3 separate regions of the Homo sapiens genome follow, and all the other regions are linked to region 1. Evidence: read pairs that join two places in POLR2A ChIA-PET (ENCODE). Cell type or tissue: B cell. All regions are shown on one strand. Each heading gives the region's core, and the rest is flanking DNA. Links, peaks and the distances in the headings are about the cores only. Region 1 has its middle 130 kb from the start of PGBD5. Region 2 has its middle 110 kb from the start of URB2. Region 3 overlaps GALNT2 (polypeptide N-acetylgalactosaminyltransferase 2).

What was found. ChIA-PET counts read pairs that join two places held together with the same protein. Peaks named below come from ENCODE experiments on the same cell type or tissue, not always from the same donor. Only the 100,000 strongest peaks of a DNase experiment are listed, where the experiment ranks them.
Region 2: POLR2A ChIA-PET joins it to region 1 with 10 read pairs; 2 of 35 experiments call an interaction of 5 or more read pairs at or near these places.
Region 3: POLR2A ChIA-PET joins it to region 1 with 14 read pairs; 4 of 35 experiments call an interaction of 5 or more read pairs at or near these places.

Annotation. Positions count from the first base shown.
Region 1 is chr1:230,287,793-230,298,113 of GRCh38, forward strand. No RefSeq gene overlaps it. Among named protein-coding and RNA genes, the nearest start is that of PGBD5, 130 kb to the right of the region's middle. RefSeq lists enhancers at 341-840, 7,544-8,045. In B cell, for the core only: no CTCF peak of the experiment used is centred there; DNase peaks (open chromatin) are centred at 2,599, 4,039 and 5,214; H3K4me3 peaks cover 1,208 bases; H3K27ac peaks cover 2,614 bases.
Region 2 is chr1:229,727,474-229,737,794 of GRCh38, forward strand. No RefSeq gene overlaps it. Among named protein-coding and RNA genes, the nearest start is that of URB2, 110 kb to the left of the region's middle. In B cell, for the core only: no CTCF peak of the experiment used is centred there; no DNase peak of the experiment used is centred there.
Region 3 is chr1:230,108,193-230,118,513 of GRCh38, forward strand. All of the region lies in intron 1 of GALNT2 (polypeptide N-acetylgalactosaminyltransferase 2), which reads left to right. Among named protein-coding and RNA genes, the nearest start is that of GALNT2, 46 kb to the left of the region's middle. RefSeq lists enhancers at 1,616-1,675, 2,306-2,365, 2,376-2,455, 3,493-4,159, 5,058-6,257. In B cell, for the core only: no CTCF peak of the experiment used is centred there; DNase peaks (open chromatin) are centred at 1,829 and 4,209; H3K27ac peaks cover 595 bases.

The sequences.
Region 1 (10,321 bases), core at 797-8,796:
CCCTGCATTTTTACAGCCTAGAAGTGACGTCAGAGACCACCAGAGAGGGGGACGGCAGAGAGAGGGAGGACAGGGGCCTGGAAACACAGATCCACACACAGGCTGGAAAGGACCGAGCAAGACACTGCTGGCTGGGCAGAGGCAGCTGGAAGGAAAGGAAGGAAGGTGCGGGACAAACGAGGCTGCCCCACGGCCCGAGCCAGAGCACAGTGAGCTCTGGGAAGAGGTACCTGGATTTTTGGCAACAAGGAAGTTGGTCCGATGCCAGCAGGTGAGGAGCATCCTCCTCATGTGAGGAACACGGGGCTGGAGCAGGGGAGGACAGGGTGTGTGGCCACTGGTTCAGGTGGGGATGTCTGGGACGGACCTGAGAAGCTGAGGCTGATGGGACAGCGAGGGGACAGAGAACTCTCCGGAAACTTCTGGCTCCGGGGCAGAGGGCCGAGCTAAGGGGTGGCATGGGTAGCCACTGTTTCCCTCCCACTCCCCCAGCCCCCTGCACTGGGGATTTTGAGGCTGTCTGCACTTCATATGTTTGAGAGAAACCCACGATTGTAGAGCTGAAGATGTAGAATTTGGCCCGCAGGTAACTGCACACCAACCAGGACCAGCCCTGCTCATGAGCTTCACTGCGGCACCCATTTCATCACACAAGGGGCCAACCAGAGGCCAATTCAGGAGATGTCAATGTCTGTGTGCCTCCACCCCAAAATTCATAGATTGAAATCCTAACCCCCAAGGCAATGATATTAGGAGGTGGGGTCTTAGGGAGGTGGGCAGGTCATGAGGATGGCCCTGATCCAGTCTGACTGCTGTGCTTATAAGAGATGATGACACAGACCCACACAAAGGGGCGGCCACGTGTGGACGCAGGGAGAAGACAGCCGTCCCACGCCATGGAGAGGCTTCAGGAGCAACCAACCCTGCAGACACCTTGATCCTGGACTTCCGGCATCCGGGGCTGTGCGTTGTGCAAGCCCCCCCGAGCCTGCACTGTTTTGTTCTGGCAGCTCCAAGCTGACTCATACAAGCCCAGAGCCCTCGCAATTCCCACACGCCACATGCATGGCTCAGCTGCACCTCCTGCCAGCTCCAAACCTCACGGCACAGGGTACACACTTGTGTGTCCATATGGTCAGCTTTCAGCACTGGACAGGGCTTCTAAGGTCCCATCCCATGACATGCTCCCCTCACCTGGGTCCTCCTTCCGACACTCCCAACATGTGTTCTGGCATCAGCTGGGGGGCCATGCTTGTGCTGGGAGCTTAGAAGATGAGAGCTAATGTTCACTGGGCACCTGCCATGCTCCAGAAATGATGCCAGCTTCTCATTCAGGGCTCACTTCCACCTTTCAACAGACGGACCAAGTAGGACTTAGAAAGCTTAAGGCATATGTGAGTCATGTCAGAACAGGAATTTGAACCCAGCTCTCAAACTTCAAAGCCCTGTTCTTTGTATGACACTTGTGCTTCTCAAACCTTGCTGCATATTCCAATTACCTTGGGAGTGAAACAACAACAATGCAATCCTGCAGTCCCTGGAGCTAAGGTCAGCTGTGTTTGCAAAGCTCCCCAGAGGCTCAGAAAGTACAGCTGGGTTGGAAACCAAACCAGCGCTTCCCCAACCTCAGTGCACAGCAGAGTCTCCAGGAGAGCTTGTTAAAACCGAGTCCCGGGGCCCAGTCCCCAAGTTCCTGATTCGGCAGGACTGGGGTGGGATTTGAGAATTCATATTTCTTCTCTTTCTTTTCTACTCCTTCTTCTTCTCCTTCTTCATTTTTTTTTCTTTCTTTCTTTCTTTTTGAGATGGAGTTTCCCTCTTGTCCAGGCTGGAGTGCAGTGGTGTGATCTCGGCTCACTGCAACCTCTGCCGCCTAGGTTCAAGTGATTCTCATGCCTCAGCCTCCAGAGTAGCTGGGATTATAGGCACCCACCACCATGCCCAGCTAATTTTTGTATTTTAGTAGAGATGGGGTTTCACCATGTTAGCCAGGCTGGTCTCGAACTCCTGACCACAGGTGATCCATCCGCCTCGGCCTCCCAAAGTGCTGGGATTACAGGCATGAGCCACCATGCCTGCCCTCATCTTCATTTTTTTTTAGAGACAGAGTCACCCACACTGGAATGCAGTGGTGTCAATCATAGCTCACTCCAGCCTTGAACTCCCAGGCTTGAGCAATCTACCCACCTCAGCCTCCCGGGTAGCTTGGGACTACAGGCACACAACACCATGCCTGGCTAATTTTTTGTATTTATTGTAGACACTGGGTTTCACTATGTTGCCCAGGGTGGTCTCAAACTCCTAGTCTCAAGTAATCACCCACCTTGGCCTCCCAAAGTGTTGGGATTACAGGCATGAGCCACTGTGCCTGGTGGAAGTTTATAGTTCTAATGACTCCTAGGTGATGCTGATGCTGCTGGCCTGGGAACCACACTTTGAGGAGGCACAAGGCACTTAGTTCAGGCCGTGGCTAGTTTAGACAATAGGGATTGCCCACACTTCATACCAAAGGGTTATTACTGAGTTGCATGGCGGCCTGGAGAAGCGGTAGTGGGTAGGGCTCAGGTTGTGGTTCTGGGGCCGGACTGCTTGGTTCATGGCCTCAGGTCCGCTATTCCTGTGCCCTTGGATGCTTCATGGCTCGGATGTGGACCCTGTTACATGACCTCAGTCTCACCATCTCCGTTCTCTGTGCTCAGCTTCCTCCTCAGTTAAATGGGGAAATGAAATTCACAAAGTTGGCCGGGCGCGGTGGCTCACGCCTGTAATCCCAGCACTTTGGGAGGCCGAGGCGGGTGGATCACGAAGTCAGGAGATCGAGACCATCCTGGCTAACACGGTGAAACCCCATCTCTATTAAAAATACAAAAAAATTAGCCGGGCATGGTAGCAGGTGCCTGTAGTCCCAGCTACTCAGGAGGCTGAGGCAGGAGAATGGCGTGAACCTGGGAGGCGGAGCTTGCAGTGAGCCGAGATCGCGCCACTGCACTCTAGCCTGAGCAACAGAGCAAGACTCTGTCTCAAAAAAAAAAAAAAAGAAAAAAAAGAAAAGAAAAAAGAAAAGAAATTCACAAAGTTAGAGCCTTGGGGTGGTGAGATTCTCTCACTCCCCCTCTACCATGACCTGCTTCGTCAGAAAACCATTCCCCCTTCTGCTGCTTGAAGGGGTTTAATACCATGGATCTGCACCTCGTAGTTTCAATTTGGAATTTTTTAGTTCAGAGGACTTTGAGTGACAGACATTCTAAAAATCAAAGTAGGTAACAAAATGAATAAGGGTTGCAGAGAGTATTCAAATGCAGACAGTGAGAGCTCATGGAGGTGAAGAATCAGGCCTTGATCTGCACAGTTACCCAGAAAGTAGAATCCCTCATGGATGCTGAGCTTGGGGCTGAGGCTGCCAGCTCCCTCTCTGCACTTTAGAAACAGGTCTGCATGTAACCCACCTAAACACAGCCCTCTAACCTCTCTGTTCTTCTTCTCCTGGATGAAAGATTTGGGTGATGAATAAAATGATAGTCTGGGCCACCCTTTTCCACCTCACCTGAAAGGCCAGGAAATAGAACTAAGAAGTGTGTTTAAGGAATCATTTTAGGCCTGGGGCAGTAGCTCACATCTATAATCCCAGCACTTTGGGAGGCTGAGGCGGGAAGATGACTTGAGCCCAGGAGTTGGAGACCAGCCTTGACAACATAGTGAGACCCTGTTGCTACAAAAAATTAAAAAATTAGCCAGGTGTGGTGGTGTGCACCTGTGGTCCCAGCTACTTGGGTGGCTGAGGTGGGAGGATCGCTTGAGCCTAGGAGTTGGAGGCTGCAGTGAGCTGTGACTGTGCCACTGCACTCCAGCCTAAGTGAAAGAGTGAGACCCTGTGTGTAAAAAAAGGAAGAAATCATCTTAGTACAAGTTCTTCCTTTTGAAGAATTTCAGACACTTAATTGCTTTGTTTGTGCTAACTCTTTAAGGAAGCGGCTGGGTATAGGGCCAGCTCCCTGGGGGGAGCGGTGAAGTGGGGAGTGGTGAAGTGGGGAGCAGTGACGGTGAGGGGGAGGGGGGAGCGGTGAGGGAGGGAAGCGGTGTGGGGGGAGCGGTGAGGTGGGGAGCGGTGAAGGAGGGAGCGGTGAGGTGGGGAGCGGTGAGGCGGGGAGCCGTGAATGGGGGACCGGTGAGGGGGCAAGTGGTGAAGCGGGGAGTGGCAGGTCCTCCTCTACGGTGGCTGTTCTCTGCCCCTCACCCTGGGGTGCTGCTCTGCCGCCCGGCTCCTCACACTCTCCCTTGGATTCGAATGACAGCGTGACCTCAGGTCCCCTATTCCTGTGCCCTTGGATGCTCCAAGCAGGTGAGGAAAGGGAGGAAATAGGTTCTTGGGGCTCTAGCCACGTCAGGTGAATAGAATCAGGAAATGTCCACCATGTCCTCTTCCTGCTGCCAGGGATAGCAGGGCTCCTGAGAAGGACACCGCATCCCGGCGAGGCGAGGTCGGAGAGGGGGCCGGGGCACAGCTGCCAGAGTGATGGGCGCTCTTGTCTGTCAAAAGCCCCTTTTCATAATGGCCGTTCTGGGAGAAGAGAAGCTCAGGCTGGCAGCTTGGGTCTCACATACCTGACTGACTGTCATTAATTGCCTCTCGCAGGCTCTTGCCCTCTCCACCTCTCTCTCTTTCCTTCTCCCTCCCTCTCTCTCTCAACCTGCCTCTCTCTTTCCCTCCTCTCTCTCTCTCAACCTGCCTCTCTCTTTCCCTCCTCTCTCTCTCTCAACCTCTCTTTCCTGCTCCCTCTCTCTTTCCCTCTCCCTCTCTCTCTTTCTCCCTCCCTCCCTCTCTCTCTCAACCTGCCTCTCTCTTTCCCTTCCTCTCTCTCCTTCTCTTGCTCTAAAAATTCAGATGTTTTCTCCCCAAACACATTTTTTCTTTGTTTGTTTTTGTTTTTGTTTTAATTTTAGCCAAGTTAGTCCCAGAGGCAGCAAATCCAAATCGTGAGGCCGTCTCAGGGGTGCATTATTCTAGGGAGGGCCTCTCTGACGTGTCCATGGGAGACACCCTTAGAGCAAGGAGCGGATGGGAAAGCTCATGGACACAGCCTGCATGTCAGCGGCCTTTCCAAGAGCTGTTGCCTGGGCAATGAAATGGAGAGATTTTGAAAAGCCTCTCTCAGCGTGTCCACACCTGTCCTGCTAGCACGCCACCTGTGGTGTTATTAAAATCACTTGTCCTGTGGCGGCTGCTGCTACAATATGTGTCTCCCAGAGGGGAGAGCCACAGTTCATTAACCTGATTATTAAGCTTCATTAACTTGACTCATCCACTACTAACTAACCCTGCACTGCCCTGAGAATCAGATGATGGCCTCACAGGCAGCAAGAGAAGGCAGAGACCCAGAGAGCCAGATGCACCCGTGTCCGTGTGTGGATCAGGCAGCATGCTCTAGTGGAAGGCACCTGTGCTCCCGATGCCTGGCTGGACTCTTCGGGTGGGTCACACTGCCATCCTGGAGATGAAGAGCCCCCTCCAATAAGCTTGTCAATGCTTTTCCCTGAGAGCTTTGTATGAAGGCATCCTCCTGTTAGGAAAACACACAGATGTTCACTGCCCTCAGGATTAAACCACGTGCACGCTGGCATCCAGGCTGGGACACACTGGCATTCAGCCTGGGAGGCTCTGAGCACCCAGGACGTGGGATTTGAGGCAGAGGAGTCAGTGAACAGGGGGAACCAGCAGATGGGCATCAGTGAGCAGCTGAACGCAGCTGGAGAGAAAGGAGAAGCTAAGCCCGAGAATGGACGCCAGCCCCATCACCCTCTCGGCCTGAGGATGCTGGATTTGCTGTGGTGCTGTCATTGTGGAAGGAGACAGATCCCAGGAACTTTCATACCAGGAGGCCTGTGTCAACCTGCCTCTCTCCTCCTTCTGCAGGGACTATGCTGGCCTCTTCAAAGTCTAGGTCTTTCCAACCATCGTTTGTGGAAAGACTTTATGGCAAGGAGCACGCAAGAGGCAGCAGACAGGGACGTCATTCATGTGAGAATCTGTAGTGTCTCCCCATGGGAAAGCCTGCTCTTTGGAGAGGGCAGGATGACCATAGAATTGCTCAGACTCGGTGGCCTGGCAGGTGCTGTGAGCAAACAGGTAAACAGCTTCAGGACAGGAGCCTTCAATCCCTTATCCTGCTCCCAAGCATTCGGGGAGAGGGGCCCTAGAGAGAGACTGGAAAGGGTACAATGTGCTCAAGGAATGAAATGGCTTGTGGAGGGCTGCCCAGAGATGGTGGGTCCAGTTCAAATCAGTTCTGCCTCTGTTCATAATCCCACCCACACCAGGCATCAGCCGGAGCTGACCTGCAGGCCAGAAAGAAAGAAGGGGCCAGAAAGTTTAGTTCCATAAGGGCCAGATGGCCTGAGCAATGCCCATCAGTCAGACTTGTCTTGGGGATTGCTAAGATACAACTGTGCTGAAAGTGTTATACTTTTAGTAAAAAAAATACATTCTGAGGCTGGGCGCGGTGGCTCATGCCTGTCCTCCCAGCGACTCAGGAGGCCAAGGCAAGAGGATCACTTGAGGCCAGGAGTTCAAGACCAGCTTGGGCAACACAAGACCTCATCTCTACAAAAATAAGCAAACAAATAGATACACTTTGATACAGTTGATACAATAATATCAACTGACACTTGGATAGTATTAGGTTGGTGCAAAAGTTATTGGGGTTTTTGCCATTATGTTTAATAACTTTTGCACCAACCTATATTTATAGTAGACTGAATAATTGCCACGCAAAGATGTTAGGTCCCAATCTCTCATATAGAGCCATGAGCCCATTGGGTGGAGCCCAAGCCATAGACGGTTATCACCAGCCCCGAGCCCTAATGGAACGTGCCCTAATGGAACTCCTGCCCTGCTGGAGTCCTTCATTGCGTGAGACTCATGACTCCTTTCTTCCTTTCACTGTTCCCTTTTGGAATGGGAGAGTCTATCATTGTTTCGCTGTTATACCACACCTGTTATACCACATTGCTTTTGGAATAAATTGATTTTCTAGTTTCACAGGTCCAGAGATAGGAAGGAATTTTTTTCCAGGATGAATCAGATCCAGAGTCTAACCCATATCTTAATCAGATGCTGTGATTTGGAATTTCTGAGTTAATGAGATTTAGATGAGATTTTGGACATGAGTTGATTGTAGTGGATTGAGACTTTTGGGAACATTGAAATGGGGTAAATATATTTTGCATGTGGAACAGACATGAATCTTTGGAGACCCAAGGGAGGACTCTGGTAGGCTGAATAATGGCCTGACCAAAGATATTAAGGTCTGTTATCCAAAAGGCCATCAGAATGGCTCACTAGTAGGAAGGAGAGCTATATTGGTAGCATCAGCTTGCAAACTGGGAAGAGATCATCTCCAGTGTGGACTGAAGGTGCGCTCTTCAGAGGGGAACGGAGAGGCTGGGTTTTATGCCTAACGAGGTCTGCATTACCCCAAAAAACAATACATATTCAGCAGGTTTGGGGGAGACGCTATGCATGTTTATGAGGGGAGTTGAGCACATGTGCAATGGGTAACCATATATATAACATACATCCCATGCTCATTTTGGGGCAAGGTTTTAGCATTAAAATGAGGTGGCATTTGGCTCAAGTCAGAAGGTGAACTATATGACACAAAGTTTGTGCGCAGCCTCTATAAGCTGCTGAAACTGGCTTCAAGTCTGCAGGTGTTTATCAGAAAAGAACATTTGTAAGGCTGGTCCTCTGTCCAACAGAGTTGTTGTGGTCTGGGGTATAAAGCCGAGTGAGGCAGGATCTGATCATTTGCCTGATAGCTTCTATTGTTAGGGAGTTTTGCAAGACAGTGGTTTTCCTTGCAGCCATAAGAATTTAGAAATTTTCCATGCCAGCTGGGCCCCGAACCCTCAACTCCTAGGTACCTTTTGTTTCTTTAACCTCAGGGTCTGTCTTAGTTGATAAAGGGGTGTCTATTTTGGTTTCTCAGATCACAGGTCCTAATTTCTAGAGCCTTAAATGTTATCTTATAAGGAAAAATATTCTTTGCAATTATTATTAAGTATCTTGACATGGAGAGATGATCCTGGATTATTCAAATGGGCTCTCAATCCAACCATAAGTGTCCCTATAAAAGAGAGACAGGCTGGGCACTGTGGCTCCCACCTGTCACTCCCAGCACTCTGGAAGGCTGAGGAAGGAAGATCACTTGAGCCCAGGAGTTCGAGACCAGCCTATCCAACACAGTGAGGTTCCTTCTCTACAAAAAAATTAAAAATTAAAAAATGAGCCAGGTGTGGTGGCACATTCCTGTAGTACCTACTACTCAGGAGGCTGAGGCAGGAGGATCACTTGAGACCAGGAGGTTGAGGCTGCAATGAGCCACGTTTGAACCATTGCCCTCCAGCCTGGGCAACAGAGCAAGACCCTGCCTCAAAAAGAGAAAGACAGAGGGAGATTTTACACACAGAGAAGAGAAGGGAATGTGAAGATGGCGGCATAGATTGGAGAGATACGTCTGCAAGCTAAGGAACACCAGGAAACGCCGGCAGCCCCTGGGAGTGAGAAAAGGTGAAGAACAGATTCTCCCTGAGTCTCTGTAGGGAGTGCAGCCTCAGAAGCCTGGCCTCCAAAATTGTGAACATTTCTGTATTGGTTGTCTCTTATGGGTTATTGTTGGTTATTGTCTCTTATGGGTTATTGTTGTCTTATATGGGTTGTTGGCACCCAGCAAGCACCCAGGCCCTTCCAGCCACTCTTGGCAGTCGGTCATTTCTTTCCATAAAAGATAAAGAACGCTTCACATCCCTTGTAAGTTGGATTCCTAGGTATTTTATTCTCTTTGAAGCAATTGTGAATGGGAGTTCACTCATGATTTGGCTCTCTGTTTGTCTGTTATTGGTGTATAAGAATGCTTGTGATTTGTGTACATTGATTTTGTATCCTGAGACTTTGCTGAAGTTGCTTATCAGCTTAAGGAGATTTTGGGCTGAGACAATGGGGTTTTCTAGATATACAATCATGTCGTCTGCAAACAGGGACAATTTGACTTCCTCTTTTCCTAATTGAATACCCTTTATTTCCTTCTCCTGCCTAATTGCCCTGGCCAGAACTTCCAACACTATGTTGAATAGGAGTGGTGAGAGAGGGCATCCCTGTCTTGTGCCAGTTTTCAAAGGGAATGCTTCCAGTTTTTGCCCATTCAGTATGATATTGGGTGTGGGTTTGTCATAAATAGCTCTTATTATTTTGAGATACGTCCCATCAATACCTAATTTATTGAGAGTTTTTAGCATGAAGGGTTGTTGAATTTTGTCAAAGGCCTTTTCTGCATCTGTTGAGATAATCGTGTGGTTTTTGTCTTTGGTTCTGTTTATATGCTGGATTACATTTATTGATTTGCGTATATTGAACCAGCCTTGCATCCCAGGGATGAAGCCCACTTGATCATGGTGGGTAAGCTTTTTGATGTGCTGCTGGATTCTGTTTGCCAGTATTTTATTGAGGATTTTTGCATCAATGTTCATCAAGGATATTGGTCTAAAATTCTCTTTTTTTGGTTGTGTCTCTGCCCGGCTTTGGTATCAGGATTATGCTGGCCTCATAAAATGAGTTAGGGAGGATTCCCTCTTTTTCTATTGATTGGAATAGTTTCAGAAGGAGAACTACAAACCACTGCTCAATGAAATAAAAGAGGATACAAACAAATGGAAGAACATTCCATGCTCATGGGTAGGAAGAATCAATATCGTGAAAATAGCCATACTGCCCAAGGTAATTTATAGATTCAATGCCATCCCCATCAAGCTGCCAATGACTTTCTTCACAGAATTGGAAAAAAACTACTTTAAAGTTCATATGGAACCAAAAAAGTTGGCCGCATCGCCAAGTCAACCCTAAGCCAAAAGAACAAAGCTGGAGACATCACACTACCTGACTTCAAACTATACTACAAGGCTACAGTAACAAAAACAGCATGGTACTGGTACCAAAACAGAGATATAGATCAATGGAGCAGAACAGAGCCCTCAGAAATAATGCCGCATATCTACAACTATCTGATCTTTGACAACCCTGAGAAAAACAAGCAATGGGGAAAGGATTCCCTATTTAATAAATGGTGCTGGGAAAACTGGCTAGCCATATGTAGAAAGCTGAAACTGGATCCCTTCCTTACACCTTACACAAAAATTAATTCAAGATGGATTAAAGACTTAAACGTTAGACCTAAAACCATAAAAACCCTAGAAGAAAACCTAGGCATTACCATTCAGGACATAGGCATGGGCAAGGACTTCATGTCTAAAACACCAAAAGCAATGGCAA
Region 2 (10,321 bases), core at 891-8,890, 560 kb before region 1:
ATAAATCATGACTGTGGCATGTAAGTCATTTGCACAGTATGGGGGTTGTTGTTTTGTGTTTTGGAGGAAAAGTTATGTAAACATCAGCTCCATCTGAGGAACAAATACAGGTTGGCCACAGACAATATAAACAGGGAAGATGATGAGATCCTGTGGTCTCTTCTGGGGCCAACCTGGAGAGCCTGTGGGACCAAAAGACCATCTATCAATGTCTATCATGCGGCTACTGTGTACTCAGTGCCCTTGGAGGGGTCCGGGCGATGGCACTCAGGATGAAACCCCAGGTGACCAGACGGAGGAGGGGAAAGGGGTTGGGAACAGAGGCATCGATTGGATAGAACTGTGTAAACGAATGAGGAGATTGAAGGTGACACGCAGACTCTGTCCGGCAAAGTTTCTGCTGCTGCCTAACTCCGTGGACACTGTAAGTGGATAATTCACTGTGTGCTGTAGCAGGAACTTTACCCAAACTCCTGTGGCACTTCTTCTTCCTCCTTTGCTTCCTGCTTCCCTCCCTAAACCACAGGGGTCCACCCAGGGCAGCCTGCCTTGCCCCACAAGGACAGCAGGGATCTGTGTCATCCAAAACCAGCTGGAACATCATAAAACCCCTCCTTCTGATCCTAGCAGGGCAGCAAATTGGGAATGAACTTCAACTGCTTCGTTTTCAATTAACTTGGACTTTCTAGGCCAAACGTGGGCCTAGAAACCCCTCGGGTGGTCCTTCTCTACTGGTAGCTTGAGATGGATTTAAAGTAAGCCACAGCACAGGAAAACTCACATTTGCAAATGAGTCCTTCCCAATTCTTTACAAAATAACTTTTTTTTTTTTGAATACATGGTTTTATTCTCTCAGGCTGGAGTGCAGTGGTGCTATCATGACTCACTGCAGCCTCGAACTCCTGGGCTCAAGTGATCCTCTTGAGCAGCTAGGACCACAGGTGCACACGGTGTACTTTAAAAAGTATTATTATTTTGTAGAGATAGGGTCTCACTATGTTGCTGGTCTTAAACTCCTGACCTCAAGCAATTCTTCCACCTTGGCCTCCCAAAGTGCTGAGAGTATAGGCGTGAGCCACTGTGACTGGCCAAATAATGTTTTTTGTTTGTTTGTTTGTTTTTTGAGACGGAGTCTTGCTCTTCACCCAGGATGGAGTGCAGTGGTGCAATCTTGGCTCACTGCAACCTCCACCTACTGGGTTCAAGGGATTCTCGTGTCTCAGCCTCCCAAGTAGCTGGAATCACAGACGTGTGCCACCTAGATGCTTGTAAGCACACACCATGCTCTCTTGTCTGGTCATGTATTTCCTTAGAAGCCTCAGGAGTCAGATCCTGATGGGGACCGGACACCTCCAGAATTCTCTCTCCAACAAAAGATTACTTCAAGGCCAGAACCCGCTCCCAGCTGAAGACTGACTACAAGATTGACTGTGATTAATTTATAACCTGGCAGGATCTACGGGGGCACCCCTTCACCAAATGGAACAGTAACTCAAGATGAGCCACTGGAGCAAGTCACGCCACCTGGCACCTCCTCGTACCCCTCTTCCCTCTTCTACATTCCAAACCCCTTCTTTAACAACCCCTGTGTTCCCTCCACAAATGGACGAGTGAAATTGCTTTCTACTCTTCTCCTTCTTAGCATGGATAATAGAAAAATCTCACCCCTTTGGTCATAACCCATTATTCTTTTGACTTCTTTCCACAAGAGGCAAGCATCCAGACCCTTTTGCTGGTTATAGGAACCCTTTCTAAACTCTGCTCTGGTCAGAACGCTGGCAGGTGGTAAGGTGGTGAGGTAGTTATCCACCTGCACTCCAGGCTACTTAAAGGGCCAGCAGCTATAGGGCAGAAGCCACAGTGCCCTCCAGTTCTGCCTTTAGGTCAAGGCCAGCAGGCTGCTGAGAGACCCCACCTGAATCCCTCTCTGAGAATTTGGTTGAAGGAAGTGCCGAGGTACCTGGTTATGCCCCTTCCTTGGGGACAGCCTCATTCAATGGCTGGCCTGTGCTGGATACAAAGGCCCAGCCCCGGCCTCATTCTAGGACAGCTTTGTGGGCTATCTCAGTTGCAGAGCCACTGTGAGGTCGAATGAGGCATTTGTTGCAACTGCATGACAGCTCAGTTTCCCCTTCTGTTCCCTCCCTTTCTCCCTTCTAGGTGCTGTTCTTCAGAGCAACCTCCTGCACACAACCTCCATCACGAGGCTGTCTCTCAGCAAAAAACCTAAGGGGCTACCCACCAGCACCCACATACAGGCCTGCCTCAAGCAAGGCTCGGTTCAGATGCATTACAGTGACAACACCGGCACTTCCTCCCTCACCCTTCCATGAGGGGATAACTATCCACTTTCCTGAGTTCAGTGTGTGTGTGTGTGTGTGTGTGTGTGTGTCTGTGTGTGTGTCTGTGTGTGTGTGTGTTTTAATTCATTCTGGAAGAACTGAGAACAAACTGGGTGATGTCCTATATGTAGCTGACTATGAGATTAGGTCAGGTTGGCTAATTAAGGCTAATTCACTTCCATCTCCTGAGATGAAAGCTATTGTGGGGCTGGCATAGAAACAATTAACCCTACTAGAGTTCAAAAGCTTATGTGAGCTGAGAGCCCATTCCCCACTCTGGAGCCATTCATTAATGATTCTATCCTTTTTCCCCATCCTTTACTCCCATCCTAACTTCCTTTACTGGTGGCATCAATTGTCATTCTGTGCAATTCCCTGACTGACAGCACAAATGCAAATTTAGAGAGCATATCACAGGGAGAGGGCACACTGTGCCTGGGGAGGTTGACATCTGTTTTTGCAGAGATGGTCCTTTTGCTTGGAAGCATATCACAGCCTAGCTAATGTGAGGATCAGTCTTGAGAGACGCCAGTAAGAAACGCAGAGGCATGGAAAATCCTCACTAATATAAATGAGTGTGGTTTACATTTGGCAGGGTGAGGGGATGCATTTTTAAATGAGAAAAACTGCAGCACTGTAGGTGAAATGAGAGGCTTCCCCTTGCAGGAGTGCATGTGTATCTCAGATCCAGGTGATGGATGGTTGAGGCTTGTAATTACCCACATCAACAGCCCTTTTGAATTGACCTGGTTATTTGCAAATAAGGTTGCTGACATTTTTATTTGCACTGTTTCCAAAATAGCTGCACTACTTTCTCATAGTGCATTTTTTTCTTAATCTTTGTGGTTGTGATCTTGGATTTCCCTAATGTTATAACTGAAAGCAAAGAAATAAGTTGGTAGGCTAGTTCAGCTGAGGCATCCTAGGGATGATGCAGGTCCAGGACCAGCCTCTAGAGAGAGTAAATCACACCAACCAAGGCCGTGGAGACTGGAGCAGAACCCAGACCACTGATTTACACTAGGGAGTGTGGGGATGAGATGGGAGTCAGAGAACTAGGCATTTATATGGACAAAAACATTCTGATGCCCTGTGCAAAACTTCCTAGCAAGGTATCTGAAAGAGTAATTGAGAGATTGAGCAGAGAATCAAAGCCAAGGCAGTTTTTTTGGGTAATTTCATCCAGTCTACGGAAGGCCATGGAAAGCTCTCTCAATGCCACTGTAGATTTTACTGTTGAAGTAACTATAATTTCTTAACACTTTTGAATTCAGAGTCTTTTTCCCTCCACTTTGGGAAGTGCTAGATAAACTGGGCAAACTGTTTGCTTCTGAACTCTCCCTTTTCCAGGTTCCATGCAACAGTTGGCAGTTACCATAAAAATGTTGCAGTTACCATAAAAATGTTGCAATTACCAAGATTACTACTTATCTGATAATAGTTAAAAAGCTGACTTTGAATGGTGACATTATCTGTCCTTGATCTCTGATTGTAGGGATGTACTTATGTGGTATTTCTCCATGCACTTGCTATACTCACGTTCTTTCCCTTCACTGTAACATTGAGACCCATATGATAGCCTTTAGGATTAGAAAGTACTGTTAAGACTTGAGTTGAGGAGCTAAGACACAGAAAAGGATGGCATAGTTAACAACAAGACAGAATGGGTGGAAGAAAGATGAATGAACAGATCAGTGGATTTGTTGTTGGGAAAATAAGCTAAGATCTACTCGCATGTAAAAAGAATTTGAAAGACAGAATGTTCCATGAGTGACAAAATCCTTGGTGTAGGGCAAAGGTATCCAAACTGCTAGTTGTGATTAGTAAGCCCAGGGTCCCAAACCCCAGAATGCTACCCATTATCTCAATAGATTCCTAAGGCTTTCTTTAGAGAAGAGTTCAGACCAGATCTACCTTTTAGTCCCAAATCCCTGTCTTGTTTCCTGACTTAGAGAACTGAGTTGTGAAAACTCCTTCAACCACTCTAGATTAAGAACCAGATTTCTGGCTTTAAGTTTTTTTTCTTTTGTTTTCACATGGCTTTCTAAAGATGATGGGAGGAGAGGAAGCACTTCTGAAAGAGACCTCCCAAATTCTGCTTCTCCATAAAAGTAACTAGAATACTGACAAAATTTACCAAAATTGGTGTTTCAGAACTCTGGAAATCAAAAGCTTTCAGAAATCCAATAAATATTTATTCAAGAAAAACAGCTGAACATCAGTAAGAACAATATGTGTTATGGCATTTTAACTTGTCCTCATTTTATTCCCCTCCCTCCAGCTTCACAATAATCTTAAAAATAAGTAGCCTGCAACTACAGTAGTAGCCCAACAGCCGCTGGAGGGGGAAGAATGAGTTTGAAGCTCCCCAGAAGCCTCGTCCCAAGATAATTGCCACTGTTTAAGTAGTCTGGAAGCTTATTAAGAAGCTCCATTCTCAGGACTTGTCTTTATTTAATCAGATTCAGAACTCAGTGCAAGCAGCCCTATCCCCAAGACATTTGCCAAACATTATGAGCAGCAATCGTTTAACATTCCAGCTGCCTGAAGTAGCATTTCCAGTTGGGGATAATAAGAGATTGATCAAAAAACTTAAAAGGAAAAACTTGGGAATGAGATCTCTATAAGGGGATTTGAAAATCTCCAACACAATCCTGGGAATCTACAAGTCCACACATATGTGCAGGACAATGTGCATTCCTAGGAAAGAACTGAGAAGGCCCTAATTTCTCCCATCTTTCTGGCCTTCAGGCTCTACCCAAGAAGTAATTAAAGACTAAGGGAGGTTGTAAACTGCCTGCCAGTACCATTGATGGCATACCTCAATACTCACACACAGTCACTTGACAAAGATTAGGAGATGTATGGGCTCAAGACATTTAAACAAATCTCTGTCCAGTCATTAGCTGACCACAAAGTTAATCAAGCAGAGACTTCAATGACTGCACATAACAAAGAACACAGATCTTACAGGTTGAGTCCAGGCAGATCACTAAACAAAGAGCAGGAACAACAACAGCAAAGATAAAACAACAAACTATAGGGAGTTGAGGGAATCTGATTTCCACAGATTCTGCCAAAAAGAGTTGCCATATTATATTATTTTAAATGCCTAGTTTTCAATAAAAAATTACAAGACATGCAAAGAGACAGGAAAGTATAGCCATACATAAGAAAAATAAGCAGTCAATATAAACTATCCCTGGGGAAGTCCAAATATTTGATTTACTAGGAAAAGGATCTTAAATGAGCTATTATGAATAAATATATTCAAAGAACTAAAGAAAATTATGTCTAAAAATTAAAGGAAATAATGAGAATGATGTTTTGCCAGATACAGAATATCTATGAAAACTTAGAATTATTTTTTAAAAGAAGCAAATAGAAATTCTTGAGTTGAAAGGTAAAAAGGTTGAGGCCAGGCATGGTGGCTCATGCCTGTAATCCTAGCACTTTGGGAGGCTGAGGTGGGTGGATCACCTGAGGTCAGGAGTTCAAGACCAGACTGGCCAACATGACAAAACCCGGTTTCTACTAAAAAATATAAAAATTAGCCAGGTGCAGTGGTGCGTACCTATAATCCCTGCTACTCAGGAGGTTGAGGCAGAGAATCACTTGAACCCAGGAGGTGGAGGTTGCAGTGAGCCAAGATTGCGCCACTGCACTCCAGCCTGGGTGACAGAGGGAGACTCTGTCTCAAAAATAAATAAATAAATAAATAAATAAATAAATAAAAAGGTTGAAATGAAAAACTCACTAAAGGGGCTCAACAGAAGATCGTAATTGGAAGAAAAACTAGCAAACTTGAAGACAGACCAATTGAAATAATCCTGTCTAAGGAACATAAAGAATCAAGGATGAAAAAAAATGAGTAAGTACCTATGAGATACTGTCAAACATACTAACATATACATAATGAGAGAAAGAGGAAAAAGAATATTTGAAGAAATAATGGCCAAAGCCATCTCAAATTTGATGAAAAAAATTAATTGATCTGTACATCTGAGAAGTTCAATGAACTCCAAGTAGAAAAACTTAAGAGAGTCATATCTAGACACATCATTGTCAAACTGTTGAAAGACAAGACAAAGAGAGAATTTTGAAAGAAGCAAAAGAGAAGCAATTCATTCCATACAAGCCATCCCCAGTAAGATTAACAGATGAATTCTTATTAGAAAACATGAGGCCAGAAGGTGGTAGTATGACATATTCAAAGTGCCTAAAGAAAAAGACTATCTCCCACCAAACTAGTTACCAAGAATTCTATCTCCAAGAAAACTATCCTTCAAAAAACAAAGGAGAAATTAAGACATTTAAGTAAGACATTTAAGAAACACTAAAGGGAGTCCTTCAGGCTGAAATGAAAAGACACTTGACAATAACTTGAATACACATGAAGAGATAAAGAAATAATAGTAACTACATAGGTAAATATGACGATTTGAATACATTTTATTTGTAAGTCTTTTCTCCTATCTGATTTAAAAGACAACAGCATAAAATAATAATTATAAAACTGTGTTAATGGGCTTATAATCTATAAAGGTGTAATTTGTATTACAATAATAGTACAAAGGATGGGGCACAAAGCTATATTGGAGCAAAATTCTTATATAATTAAACTAATTTTATTTATTTTTTTCCCAAATACTTATTCACTTTATTTGTATTAACATTTCTGAATAAACAACACTGATTTTGCCATTTACTAAAGGCCAGCTTTTGTTTTGTTTTGTTTTGTTTTATTTTGTTTTATTATACTTTAAGTTTTAGGGTACATGTGCACAATGTGCAGGTTTGTTACATATATATATATATGTGCCATGTTGGTGTGCTGCACCCATTAACTCGTCATTTAACATTAGGTATATCTCCTAATGCTATCCCTCCCCCCTCCCCCCACCCCACAACAGGCCCCAGAGTGTGATGTTCCCCTTCCTGTGTCCATGTGATCTCAATGTTCAATTCCCACCTATGAGTGAGAACACGTGGTGTTTGGTTTTTTGTCCTTACGATAGTTTGCTGAGAATGATGGTTTCCAGCTTCATCCATGTCCCTACAAAGGACATGAACTCATCATCTGTTATGGCTGCATAGTATTCCATGGTGTATATGTGCCACATTTTCTTAATCCAGTCTATCATTGTTGGACATTTGGGTTGGTTCCAAGTCTTTGCTATTGTGAATAGTGCCACAAGAAACATACATGTGCATGTGTCTTTATAGCAGCATGATTTATAATCCTTTGGGTATATACCCAGTAATGGGATGGCTGGGTCAAATGGTATTTCTAGTTCTAGATCCCTGAGGAATCACCACACTGACTTCCACAATGGTTGAACTAGTTTACAGTCCCACCAACAGTGTAAAAGTGTTCCTATTTCTCCACATCCTCTCCAGCACCTGTTATTTCCTGACTTTTTAATGATCGCCATTCTAACTGGTGTGAGATGGTATCTCATTGTGGTTTTGATTTGCATTTCTCTGATGGCCAGTGATGATGAGCATTTTTTCATGTGTCTTTTGGCTCCATAAATGTCTTATTTTGAGAAGTGTCTGTTCATATCCTTCACCCACTTTTTGATGGGGTTGTTTGTTTTTTTCTTGTAAATTTGTTTGAGTTCATTGTAGATTATGGATATCAGCCCTTTGTCAGAAGAGTAGCTTGCAAAAATTTTCTCCCATTCTGTAGGTTGCCTGTTCACTCTGATGGTAGTTTCTTTTGATGTGCAGAAGCTCTTTAGTTTAATTAGATCCCATTTGTCAATTTTGGCTTTTGTTGCCATTGCTTTGGTGTTTTAGAAAGAAGTCCTTGCCCATGCCTATGTCCTGAATGGTATTGCCTAGGTTTTCTTCTAGGGTTTTTATGGTTTTAGGTCTAACATTTAAATCTTTAATCCATCTTGAATTAATTTTAGTATAAGGTGTAAGGTAGGGATCCAGTTTCAGCTTTCTACATATGGCTAGCCAGTTTTCCCAGCACCATTTATTAAATAGGGAATCCTTTCCCCATTTCTTGTTTTTGTCAGGTTTGTCAAAGATCAGATAGTTGTAGATATGTGGCATTATTTCTGAGGGCTCTGTTCTGTTCCATTGGTCTATATCTTTGTTTTGGTACCAGTACCATGCTGTTTTGGTTACTGTAGCCTTGTAGTATAGTTTGAGGTCAGGTAGCAGGATGCCACCAGCTTTGTTCTTTTGGATTAAGCTAATTTTAAATTTGTATTAAAATTAATCTGTTTTTAATCTGAATTCTATTGTTTTGAGTTAAAAAGTTAATTGTAATTCCCAGGAAAACCACTAAGAAAGTGACTTAAAATATGGTTAAAGACACGACAAGGGAATTAGAAAGGTATGTTAGAAAATATCTAACTCAAAATAAGGTAGTAATGGAGAAATAGAAGAACAAAAAAGACATAAAATATAGCAAAAACAAATAGCAAAATTGTGGATGTAGGTTCTGCCTTATTGGCACAAGTTGAGTATTTCTTATCTAAAATGCTTGGGACCAGAAATGTTTTGGATTTGGGATTTTTTCAGATTTTGGAATATTTGCATTATACTTACTGGTCAAGCATCCCAAATCTGAAAATCTGGAAGCTGAAATGCTCCAATAGGCATTTTCATTGAAGAGCATCATGTTAGCAGCCAAAATGTTTTGGATTTTGGAGCATTTCAGACTTGGATTTTTGTATTTGGGATGCTCAACCTGTAACTACATTAAATGTAAATGGATGAAATATTCCAATCAAAAGACAGAGATTGCCAGCATGGATTAAAAAACCAAAAGTGACCAGGCATGGTGGCTCATGCCTGTAATCCCAGTACTTTGGTAGGCCAAGATGGGATGATTGCTTGAGCCCAGGAGTTTGAGACCAACCTGAGCAACATAGTGAGACCCCATCTCTACAAAAAATTAGCTGAGCATGGTGCCTTAGCTTAGGAGGTCAAAGCTGCAGTGAACCATAATTATGCCACTGCACTGGATCCAGCTTGAGTGACAGAGTGAGATCCTGTCTTAATAAATAAAAATTTTAAAAGTGATCCTACTATAAGCTGTCTATAAGAGATACATTTTAGAGTCAATGACACAAATAATAGATTGAAATAAAAAGATGAAAAAAGACATAACATACAGATAATACCCAAAAGAGAGGTGGAACAGCCATACTAATATCAGAGAAAATAGACTAGGTCAAAAATTGTTACTAAAGGCAAAGAAGGACATTTCATAATGATAAGAGGATCAATCCATAAGGAAGTTATGGCAATTATAGACATGTATGCACCTAATAAGAGGGCCTTGAAATACATGAAGAAAAATTGATCAAAATGAAAGGAGAAATAGACAATTTGACAATAATAGTTGGAGACTTCAATATCCTACTTTCAATAATGGATAGAACAACCAGGCAGAAGATCAACAGAGAAAAAGAAAGTGAGGAGATACTTCTTTCCTGGCAGGAAGACATTCTGGGCCTACTTTATGACCTATGTTCCATTAATGGGAAGAGAAAGAAGATACCTAAAGCAGAAAAGGCATCCAGGATTACCAAAAAAATGGTATTCCCAAAAGAGTGCCCTTTTCTGAAGAAGCAAAATATTTACCCTTTGGTTTCTCCTGAGAAAGTCTGTCCACCCTCAGCAATTTATTCTGTTGCTGGCCCTTGCTCCATATCAGCACTTCTTATTGGGAGGAGAGGTGAAATTAGGTGGAAGTGGAGTCTCTGGCCTTCCCTTAGAAATTAAAGTATGTTCCTGTCCTGACCTTTCTAAGCAAGATTGATTGCCTGTTCTTTGGGAGAAATGGAGGCACAAGGGAGTGACATCAGCCTCCCAACATTCCTGAAAATATCATGGCAGGATCAGTTATTCACCTGAGGAGGCAGGAAATATCAGGAAGTGGTCATCTGGCCACTTTTAGTTTAGAGCTTGTGACTCACAGTTCCACATGGCTTGGGAGGCCTCACAATCATGGC
Region 3 (10,321 bases), core at 763-8,762, 180 kb before region 1:
CACAGTCCTGAAAGAGCACTTCTAATTGGGCATACAAGCAAGCTCATAATAAAGTTCTCCTAGGAAGTTTTCCTCATGTTTTGAAGATGATACACTTAGTCCCTGACTGGGGATGGTTTCGCTTACACTTTTTCAACTTTACGATGGTGTGAAAGTGATACACGTTCAGTACGTTCCTCAATTAACAATGAAGCTATGTCCCGATAAACCCATCATAAGTTGAAAATATCCTAAGTCCATAATGCACTTCTGATATAATGGTATTTTCAACTTACAGTGGCTTTACCAAGATGTGGCGCATTGTAAGTCGAGGAGCATCCATCCCTGATGGGATATATAAGGATGAGATTTATGCACAGATGTTCCTCAGCTTATGATGGGATCATGTCCCAGTAAAGACACTGTAAGTTGGAAACATCTGAAGTCGAAAATGCATTTGATATACCTAAGCTATCAAGCATCATAGCTTAGCCTCACCTGCCTTCATTGTGCTCAGAGCACTTAAACGTTAGCCTGCAATTGGGCAAGTCATATCCAAACAATGCTGACAGCACCGCACACTGTAGGGTATCAGTTGTTTAACTTCGTGACCGTGTGGCTGACTGAGAGCTGTGAATCACTGACATTGCCCGGCATTGTCAGAGACTATCCGACCGCATATCGCTAGCCCAGGATAAGAGCAGAATTCCAGATTTGAAGTACAGTTTCTACTGAAGGCATATTGCTTTCGCACCATCGTGAAGTCAGAATTGTTAAGTCGAGCCATGGTAAGTTGGAGACCATCTGAATAACAGGATGAGATGTAGAGCAGGATATATATGTTAGAAACAAAGTTTCGCGAACAGTGCAAACGTTTTCTAGATGGACTATCCTACTCTTCTCTATCTCATTAAACACTTTGCTGGCAGCAACTCACTGAGTTGAATTCCCGCTCCACCAGTAGCCTCCCCTGGGCGTTGGAAGGCTCTGCCCTCTGATGGGGGTCTCCCTGGGAGCTGCGGCTGCGGACCCCCGTAGATGGGATGCAGCTGCCCAGTGTGGTCCTTGCCTTTGCAGGTGAGCGGGTGCAGGGAGGTGCGGGGTGGGGTGGCGGCTGCAGCAGTGGTGGTTGGGGGCCCTGCAGGCTCCCTCGGGGTGTAGCAGGGACATGGTGTGGTGGTTAACAGGAGTAGGCCACTCATGTGGGACGTCAGGACTAGTGCCACAAAGGCAGCCCTGTCACACGAACAGGTTCTTGGGGGACAGAGGTCTGTCTGGGACTGGCTAATGACCTGGAAAGACTGGAGAGGCACCATTGTCCACCACCAGATGTATGGCTGCAGGGTAGGAGTAGACTTAAGAAGGAACACTGTTGGCTGGGCGCAGTGGCTCACGCATGTAATCCCAGCACTTCGGGAGGCCGAGGCAGGTGGATCACCTGAGGTCAGAAGTTCAAGAACAGCCTGGTCAACATGGTGAAACCCCATCTCTACTAAATATACAAAAATTAGCTGGGCGTGGTGGCAGGTGCCTGTAATCCCAGCTACTCTGGAGGCTGAGGCAGAAGAATCACTTGAACCTGGGAGGCGGAGGTCGCAGTGAGTTGAGAGATCACGCCATTGCCCTCCAGCCTGGGCAACAAGAGCGAAACTTCGTCTCCAAAAAAAAAAAAAAGAAGGAACACTGTTAGGGAGGCAGTCAGTGAGCCTCAAGTCAGAAAGACAAACAAGCTCATTTTATGCATTTGCTAACATTTGACCTCTTCTGGGACGCGTAGGTCTCTCAAGTTCTGTTTCTGTTTCCTGTCACGCAGATCAGAGATGTGAAACAGACCTGGTGTACACCCGTCTGGGGTAGCACTGGGAGCCACGGCGTCCTGGCAGAGCAGGTGTGCCTCCCACAGGCTGATGCAGCCGTTCTCTGTGCAGAGGCTGAGCCATCCTAGGAGCAGCTGTGGGGTGAAAGTGTCCTTCCTTAAACTTAGTGCTCCTGCTCATTCTCTCAGTATGGCTAATAGCTCATTTAAATATACTATGGTGGTTTTTAATTTTTGTGACTCATTCCCTCCCCTCCTCACCTGTGTTTTTCCTGTGTGTCAGGGACATTTTAGGGGGACCAAAAGGATCTCTGTCTCTGCTCTGTGCTTGCTCTGAGGTTGAATAGAGAATGTTCAGGGCTGTTCTTATTTGAGTCACTGGAGCTGTTGTGAGCTCTGACGGCCTGGGAGCCCCACTACTGTCACATGAGGACAGGGCGTGGGGTGGCTCAAGCATGGCCGCTTGGGGTTGGGTCCTAGTGCTGTCATGTTGGAGGTGTCTGACCTTTGCACTAAGTTTCCCCACTTACACTAAATGGGGATAATCAAAGCTTTGTGTGGGGATTAAGTGAGTTAATGTAACCAGAACACTTAGAATGGTGTGCTGCATACAGTGATAATGCAGAACTACTCACTGCTGCTGGAGTGCGCTGTTATATTCTTTATTAGGTCCTCAGACTTTTTCTATGCCTAAGCCTTGAGGGTCTCTCTCAGCTGTGCTTTTCTGTTTTTTTTTTTTTTGTCTTCAATAGATTTTTCTAGGGTCTTTTCTGGTAAAAAGAGACTGGGAATGCAAATACATTGAGCATGAGTTGAGAGGAGTTTGGACATCAGCCTGACCGTGGAAAACTGGGGAGGCGTGGAGTATATAGTTTCCTCTGGGTGGGTTACTGACAGACCATGGGAGTTCTGGGGAAAATGTATGCTCTTCTCTTTAAGTACAAGCCACCATTGCCAGGCAGAAGCTGATAAAGTAATTAGAATTGTTGTTCATACCTGACTTGCAGGAATGTGTGTGCGTGTGTCTGCATGCGTGTGTACGTATATATACTGTGCATGCATATTTGTGTGTGTGTACATACATATGTACACACTGCATGTGTCTGCATTTATGTACATATGGGCATGTGGCATGGGCATATGGCACATGCGTATCTGTGCATGCACACATGTACACAGCACACATGCACACATGCAGTGCATAGTATGCCTGCATGTACATGTGCGTACCATGCATGCATGTACCTACACGTGTGCATACTAATTTGTGCACACGTGCACACTGCAATGTGTACTTACATGCAAGCCTACGATATGTGTTTGCAGGCACATACATGTTCACACACTGCCCATGCACATTTGCATACACATGTGTGCATGGAACATATGCAGTACAACACAAGTGTGTTTGCATACATGTACAAACACACATGTGTATTTACCTACATTTCAAGGTGAACCCTCCCCAGAAGGCTCTGCTCAATGAGACTCTGAAAGTGTTCAAAAGCATGGTCTGAGAAAGCATCCCTCCTTCAGGGCATGTACCCAAGTAGTCTTTCTCTTGCTGGCTGAAATCATCAGGGATTGTTTCCAAGTTTTAACTTCTGATTTTCACTCTTTTAAATCCCAGAGCCGATACTTGAACAGAAGTAAGTTTGCTGTTACACCTCTCACTTTGATTAGCTTGTTGCGTTAAATTAATTGTCAGATTGCCTGAAACCAAAGCTTCTTAAAATGAACACTGGTTCACTCGGGAAATTTTTGCAAGATCAAAAATGGAAGACTGTGTCACTGATGAAAGGGAGAGATAGCCAGAATACAAAATCTAGAGCTTTGGACCTGAAATCTGGCTGCAAGATGGTTTTTTCCTGTCTTACCTAAGAAGTGGCCCCCAGGATTCACATACCAGTAGCCTCTTTTTGTTATTCTTTTTTTTTTTTTTAAACATATCCCCTTGTTAAAGATCCTCTTGATTGCAAGCAAAAGCAGCCTACTGTGCAGGCTGGCTTAAGCAGAAAAGGGAATTTATTGTGGGGACATGGTGGGGAGGTGTCTCATTACTGAGAGGAAGAAGGCTGGCTGGCCTCAGAAGGCATGAGAACTGGGACCTGGGTCCAGCCCAGTCCATGGTGGCCACAGCTGGATCTCAGCTCTGCTCCTCCAGGCCAGGTGGCTGCTTTCTCCTCTCTCTGCAGTGGGATTTTCTCTGCCCAGGACTCATGTGTCTACCTGTGGGTCTAATCTCCTAGCATAGGCTGAGCCTGCACCTCCTTGAGAAAACAGATTAGCTTAGCTTAGTCTGAGTGTTCACTCCAGGCGCACCCTGAGAGGGAGTGCAGCCTGCACATGGGGTGGGTAGTTCTTAAAGGGAGCCTGCCTCCAGAGGCGCCGGGGGAGGGGGGGGGCCTGCATTTAGAGTGTGTGCGTGGAGCATGTAGCTTGTTCCTGTTTTCATGGAGTCGCAGAGATCAGAAAGCATTTATGCCTGTTTCTGACAGAGATGCACACAGCTGGTCTGAATGGGCAGGATTGGGGTGAGGGCAGTGGAGGAGGGATCTGGCCACACAGGCAGTCTGCTGTGAGGGCCACTTCAAGCCACTCTTCCCTTGCTGAGCTGTGATTCGTTCTTTTCCAAGTGACTTAAACAGAGGCCTTTTCTCTTGTTTGTGGGGATGAGGATGGCGAAGGGAGGAGGAGGGAGAGGGTGGCTGAGTGGAGGAAGCGCAGTTGTGCTGCGGAGATTCCTGCTCTGCAGCTTGTCTGCTGTGGATTGGCCCAGGGGGTAGGTGGCACAGTGTGTGTGGCAGGGGGGTGGGGGGGACCAGGCCTGGCTCCGCTGGTCCACTCTTGGGCTGTGAGCCAGGACAAAATCTTATACCAAGCAAGCATCTTTTCCAGTAAAATAGAGTGTCTCCATGCCCTTAGGAACTGCCTGGGACAGCCTCATTCTGTCCTGGATTTTGTTCTGGGCTCTGCTGCCTGTTGAGCGTGGACCAGTGACCTCGTAACTGTGGCAGAGGTGAAGGTCTCAGCACCTTCTGTGTGCCCTCTTGCATGTGTGTTTGCCAGCATGCTTGGGGCTTTCTTCAGGTGTTTCTGGCCTGAGGAAGTGTCTTACCCCCATGTTATTTGTGTGGCTGCACAGCATCTGGAGGGAGGGATAGAGCCCCAGCGCTGGGCACATCGGATCTGTGCTCTGAACAGCTCTGTTGATGCCAGAGCTGCCTGACTTGCTCTGTGTGGTGCTGTGAAGGTCAGGCTTGGAGAGTGAGGAGCTGCTGAAAAAGGGTGAGTTTTGTTCTCTTCTTCCAGGGCTCAGTCTTCCTTGTACCAGTTTCTTTCTCTGTTCTTCTCTCCTTGACTCAGGAATCCAGTTTGCGCAGCACTTACATGGCGGGCAAACTCCAGTTTATACCTGGAGCTGCAGGGCGGAGCTGCTGTCAGCTGGGAGCTGTTATTGAGGAACAGCTGTGGTAGAGGTGGATAAGAAGAAGACCTGACCCCACCTGCTGGGGCAAGAAGCCTGCATAGCACAGCTAAACAGCCATGTGGGACAACGGCTGAGCAATGACAGTGGAACCCAGTGTCCCATGCAAAGTGCTCAAGAAGTGGACGGGATGGATCGCTGCTGAGTGGCTCTTGAGGAGCTCAGAGTATCTTGGGGCTGATGTTGCCTGTTGGGACTTTCCCCAGCACAGACAGCGTGCGGGATTTCAGATGCTCTTCTCCTTGCCTTCAGAAGCCCAGGGAGTGTTGGCAGCTTGTTTGCACCTGATCAGATAAAAGAGGTCATGATCTCTGTGAAGGTCTTTTCGGGGAAGGGGTCACTGGCCTTGCCAAATGTGGGAAGCGAGGCCTCTTCCCAGTTCTGCCTGTGACTCAATGGCTGTGGCTCAGGGCAAGTCATTGGATTTGTTTTTTGTTTTTTTTTTCAGAATAACGTCAGCATGTGCTGAGCATCTGACTCACGGGGTGAGGCAGTGAATGAAGGACTTCATCTCCGTGAAGTGCTTGACGTGATAGAATGAAAACCCTTGCGTTCCCAGCCTTGGCTGTCAGAGTCTCATTTTAAGGAAAGCCGTTTTTGACGTGTGTTTCCTTTCAGTTCGGAGCTGGCTTCTGTTAGGACAGGGGGTTTCTGCCCACTTAGCTGTGTCTCTGGTAATCTGAGATTCTTGGAAACGGGCCACAGTGATTCCTCTGGCCACATTCAGGGTCAGGTTTTCAGTTCGTCTTCCTGGTGTTTCCGCGCCTCATTCTAGGGGGAGGTTTAGTCGTTCCTTTCTCTGCTGTCCCCCAGTAGCTTCCGGCCATTCCTTGTGAAGGAATCTTCCTAAGTCAATTTTCCCTGGTGAAGACTGAGCCCTGGAAGAAGAGAACAAATCTCATCCTTTGTCACTTGGGAATTTCACTGGCGAAATTCAGTGAGGCACTTGAGGTTTGTAAATGGGCAGACGTTTCCCACACGATTACGTCTGTATGTTGGAAAGATATTTCTAAGTTGTAGTGAGGTAGGAGGGATTCTCAGCGAGAGGAGGGGCTTGGGCTGAACCCGGCACTGCTGGGACATGAACAGGGGAAACAGCGTTGGCGGTGGAGCAGGTAGACATTCCCTTGACCTCGTAAGTCCTGGATGCCACCCGGCGAACTGGCCTGCGGGCTGGAAATGATGCAGCTGACCCAGTAAACGCACTCAGCTCACCTTTTAGTCTGGTCCAGAACGCTGAATTGAGCTCTTGGATCTTGGTGCTAAATACGTGGTGTGGCATTAATGGCAGTAAAGATGGATGGTTATGTACCATGTAGAACGTGCAAATCTGTTTTCAATAGGCTTTATTTTTTAGAGCAGTTTTGGGTTCACAGCAAAATTGAGCAGAAGGTACAGAGAGTGCCTGTATACCTGCTACCCCAACATCCAGCTTCCCCTATTAGTTTCCCTTCGCAAGAGTTATAGTCCACAAACCTACACTGACACATCCTTAAGTCTCCCAAGTCCACAGCTTACATTAGGGTTCACTCTTTTTTTTTTTTTTTTTAAGATGGAGTCTCACTCTGTCACCCAGGCTGGAGTGCAGTGGCATGATCTCGGCTCATTGCAACCTCTGCCACCCGGGTTCAAGCGATTCTCCTGCCTCAGCCTCCTAAGTAGGTGGGATTACAAGCTCCTGCCACCACACCCAGCTAATTTTTGTATTTTTAGTAGAGACAGGGTTTTACTATCTTGGCCATGCCGGTCTTGAACTCCTGACCTTGTGATCCACCTGCCTCGGCCTCCCAGAGTGCTGGGATTACAGGAGGGTTCACTCTTGCTTTTGTACATTCTATGGGTTTGGACAAATGTACAGACACACGTCTGAGAAAATTGTGGGTTTGATTTCAGGCCATCACATAAAGCAAATACGGCAGTAAAGCAAGTCACACACAGTTTTTGGTTTCCTAGTGCATACAAAGTTATGTTTACACTGTATTGCCGTCTGTGAATAGGGCAGTAGCCTTATGCCTAAACAATGTACGGATCTTAATTTTAAAATATTTTATTACTGAAAAATGCTAAGGATCATCTGAGTTTTTAGCAAGTCGAGTCATAGTCTTTTTGCCCAGATGTTGATGGCTGCTGACTGATGACGGTGGTGGTGGTTGAAGGTTGAGGTGGTGGCTGCGACAGTTTCTTAAAAGAAGACAACAATGAAATTTGCCACATTGATGGACTCTTCCTTTCACAAAAGATTTCTTTGTAGCATGCGTTGCTGTTTAGCATTTTGCCCACAGTAGGACTTCTTTCAGAATAGGAGTCAGTTCCCTCAAACCCTGCCACGTCTTTGTCAATTAAGTTTATTCTGAATCCTTTGTTGTAATTTTGACATGCTCACAGCATGTTCCCTAGGAATAGATTCCATCTCAGGAAACCACTTTCTTTGCTCTTCCATGTCTTTTTCCAGGTTCTATCATGAGTTTGCAGCAATTCAGTCACATCTGTCGTCTCCACTTCTAGTTCTCTTGGTGTTTCCACCACAACTGCAGTTCCTTCTCCACTCTAGTCTTGAACCCCTCAAAGTCATCCATGAAGGTTGGAATCAGCTTCTTCCACGCTCTGGTTAGTGTTGATATTTTGATCTTTTCTGTGAATCACGAATGTTCTTAATGGCAACTGTAAGGGTGAATTCTTTCCAGAAGGATTTCACTTGACTTTGCCCAGATCTATAAGAGGAGTCACTATCTATGGCAGTTATAGTTTTACAAAACATCTTTCTTTTTTTTTTTGAGACAGAGTCTCGCTATGTCACCAGGCTGGAGTGCAGTGGCACGATCTCGGCTCACTGCAACCTCTGCATCCCAGGTTCAAGGAATTCTCCCGCCTCAGCCTCCTGAGTAGCTGGGATTGCAGGCACACACCACCACGCCCAACTAATTTTTGTATTTTTAGTAGAGACGGGGTTTCACCATGTTGGGCAGGATGGTCTCGATCTCCTGATCTCGTGATCTACCTGCCTCGGCCTCCCAAAGTGCTGAGATTACAGGCGTGAGCCACTGTGCCTGGCCACAAAATGTATTTCTTAAACAAGACTTAAAGGTTGAAATTACTGCTTGATCCATGGGCTGCAGAATGGCTGTTGTGTTACCAGGCATGGAAACAGTATTCACCTCCTTGTGCATCTCCATCAGAGCTCTTGGGTGACCAGGTGTGTCATCAGTGATCAGTAGTAGTCTTTTGACAGGAGTATATATTTTTTTTCCGAGCAGTCTCAACACGGACTTAAAATCTTCAGTAAACCGTGCTGTAAACAGATGTGCTGTCATCCATGTTCTGTTGTTCCATTTATAGAGCACAGGCAGAGTAGATTTAACATCATTCTTAAGGGTGCTAGGAGTTTCGGAATGGTAAATGAGCATTGGCATCAATGTAAAGTCACCAGCTGTATTAGCCTCTTACAGGAGAATCAGACTGTCCTTTGAGGCTTTGAAGCCAAGCATTGGCATCTCCTCCCTAGCAATGATAGTCCTAGATGGCATCTTCTTCCAATAGAAGGCTGCTGTAGGGTAGCCACCTTCATCAGGGATCTCAGTTAGATCTTCTGGGTAACTTGCTGCAGCTTCTCCATCAGCACTTGCTGCTTCACCTTGCACGTTTATGGTATGGAGGTGGCTTCTTCCCTTAAACCTCATGAGTCAACCTCTCCTAGCTTTCAGCTCCTCTTCTGCAGCTTCCTCACACACGGTTAGCTTTCATAGAATTGAGGAGAGTAAGGGCCTTGCTCTGGATTAGGCTTTGGCTTAAGGGAATGCTGCAGCTCATTTGATCTTCTATCCAGACTGCTCACACCTTCTCCGTATCAGCAATAAGGCTGTTTGGCTTTCTTATCGTTCATGTGTTCACTGGAGTAGCACTTTTAATTTCCTTCAAGAACTTTTCCTTTGCATTCACACTCAGCTAACTGGCCTTCCTCACTAAGCTTAATCATTATCAGCTTTTGATTTAAGGTGAGAGATGTGCCGCTCCTCCTTTCACTTGAACACTCAGAGGCCATTGTAAGGTTACCAATTGGCCTAATTTCAGTATCGTGGTATCGCAGGGAATAGGGAGGCTTGAGGAGAGGGAGGGAGATGGCAGAACAGCCAGTGAGTGGGGGAGTCAGAACACACACCATGTTTATCCATTAAGTTTGCCATTTTGTATGGTTCATGGTGCTCCAAAATGATTAGTATCATCAAAGACCACTGATCACAGATCACCATAAGATATAATAGTGACAAAGTTTGAAATATTGTGAGAATGGCCAAAATGTGACATATAGACATGAAGTGAGCACACGCTGTTAGAAAAAATGGCAGTGATAGACTTGCTCGATGTAGGGTTGCCACAGACCTTCAGTTTGTAAAAAACACAGTATCTGAAGCATATCAGTGTGAAGTGCAGTGAAGCAAGATATACGTGTCTGATGAAAGCATCCGCCTCACTCTGTTCTGGGCAGTGTCATATGGAATAGCTTCGCTGCCCTTGGAATTGTCTGTGTGCTCCCTGTTCATCCCTCCCAACCCCGATAACCACTGATCTTTTTACTGTCTCCATCACTTTGCCTATCCCAGAATGTTGGAATCATTCAGTATGTAGCCTTTTCAAATTGGCTTCTTTCACTTAGTCCTATGTATTTAAGGTTCTTCCATGTCTTTTCATGACTGGAGAGCTCATTTCTTTTTAGCACTGAATACTGTTCCGTTGTCTGGATATACCACAGTTAATCCATTTGCCTAGATGTGTCCATCATGACAAAGGACATCTTGGTTGTTTCACATTGTAGCAATTATGAATAAAGGTGTTAGGAACATTTGTATGCAGGTTTTTGTGTGGACATAAGTTTTCAACTCCTTTGGATAAATTCCAACGAGTGCGCTCACTGGACTGTATAGAAAGTGTATGTTTAGTTTTGTAAGATCCTGCCAAACTGTCTTCCAAAGTGTGCAAGCCTATTTTTTGACCAGGGCGGTTAGTCACACATAGCAGCCACATCTGTTGTGGTGCCTTCCTGG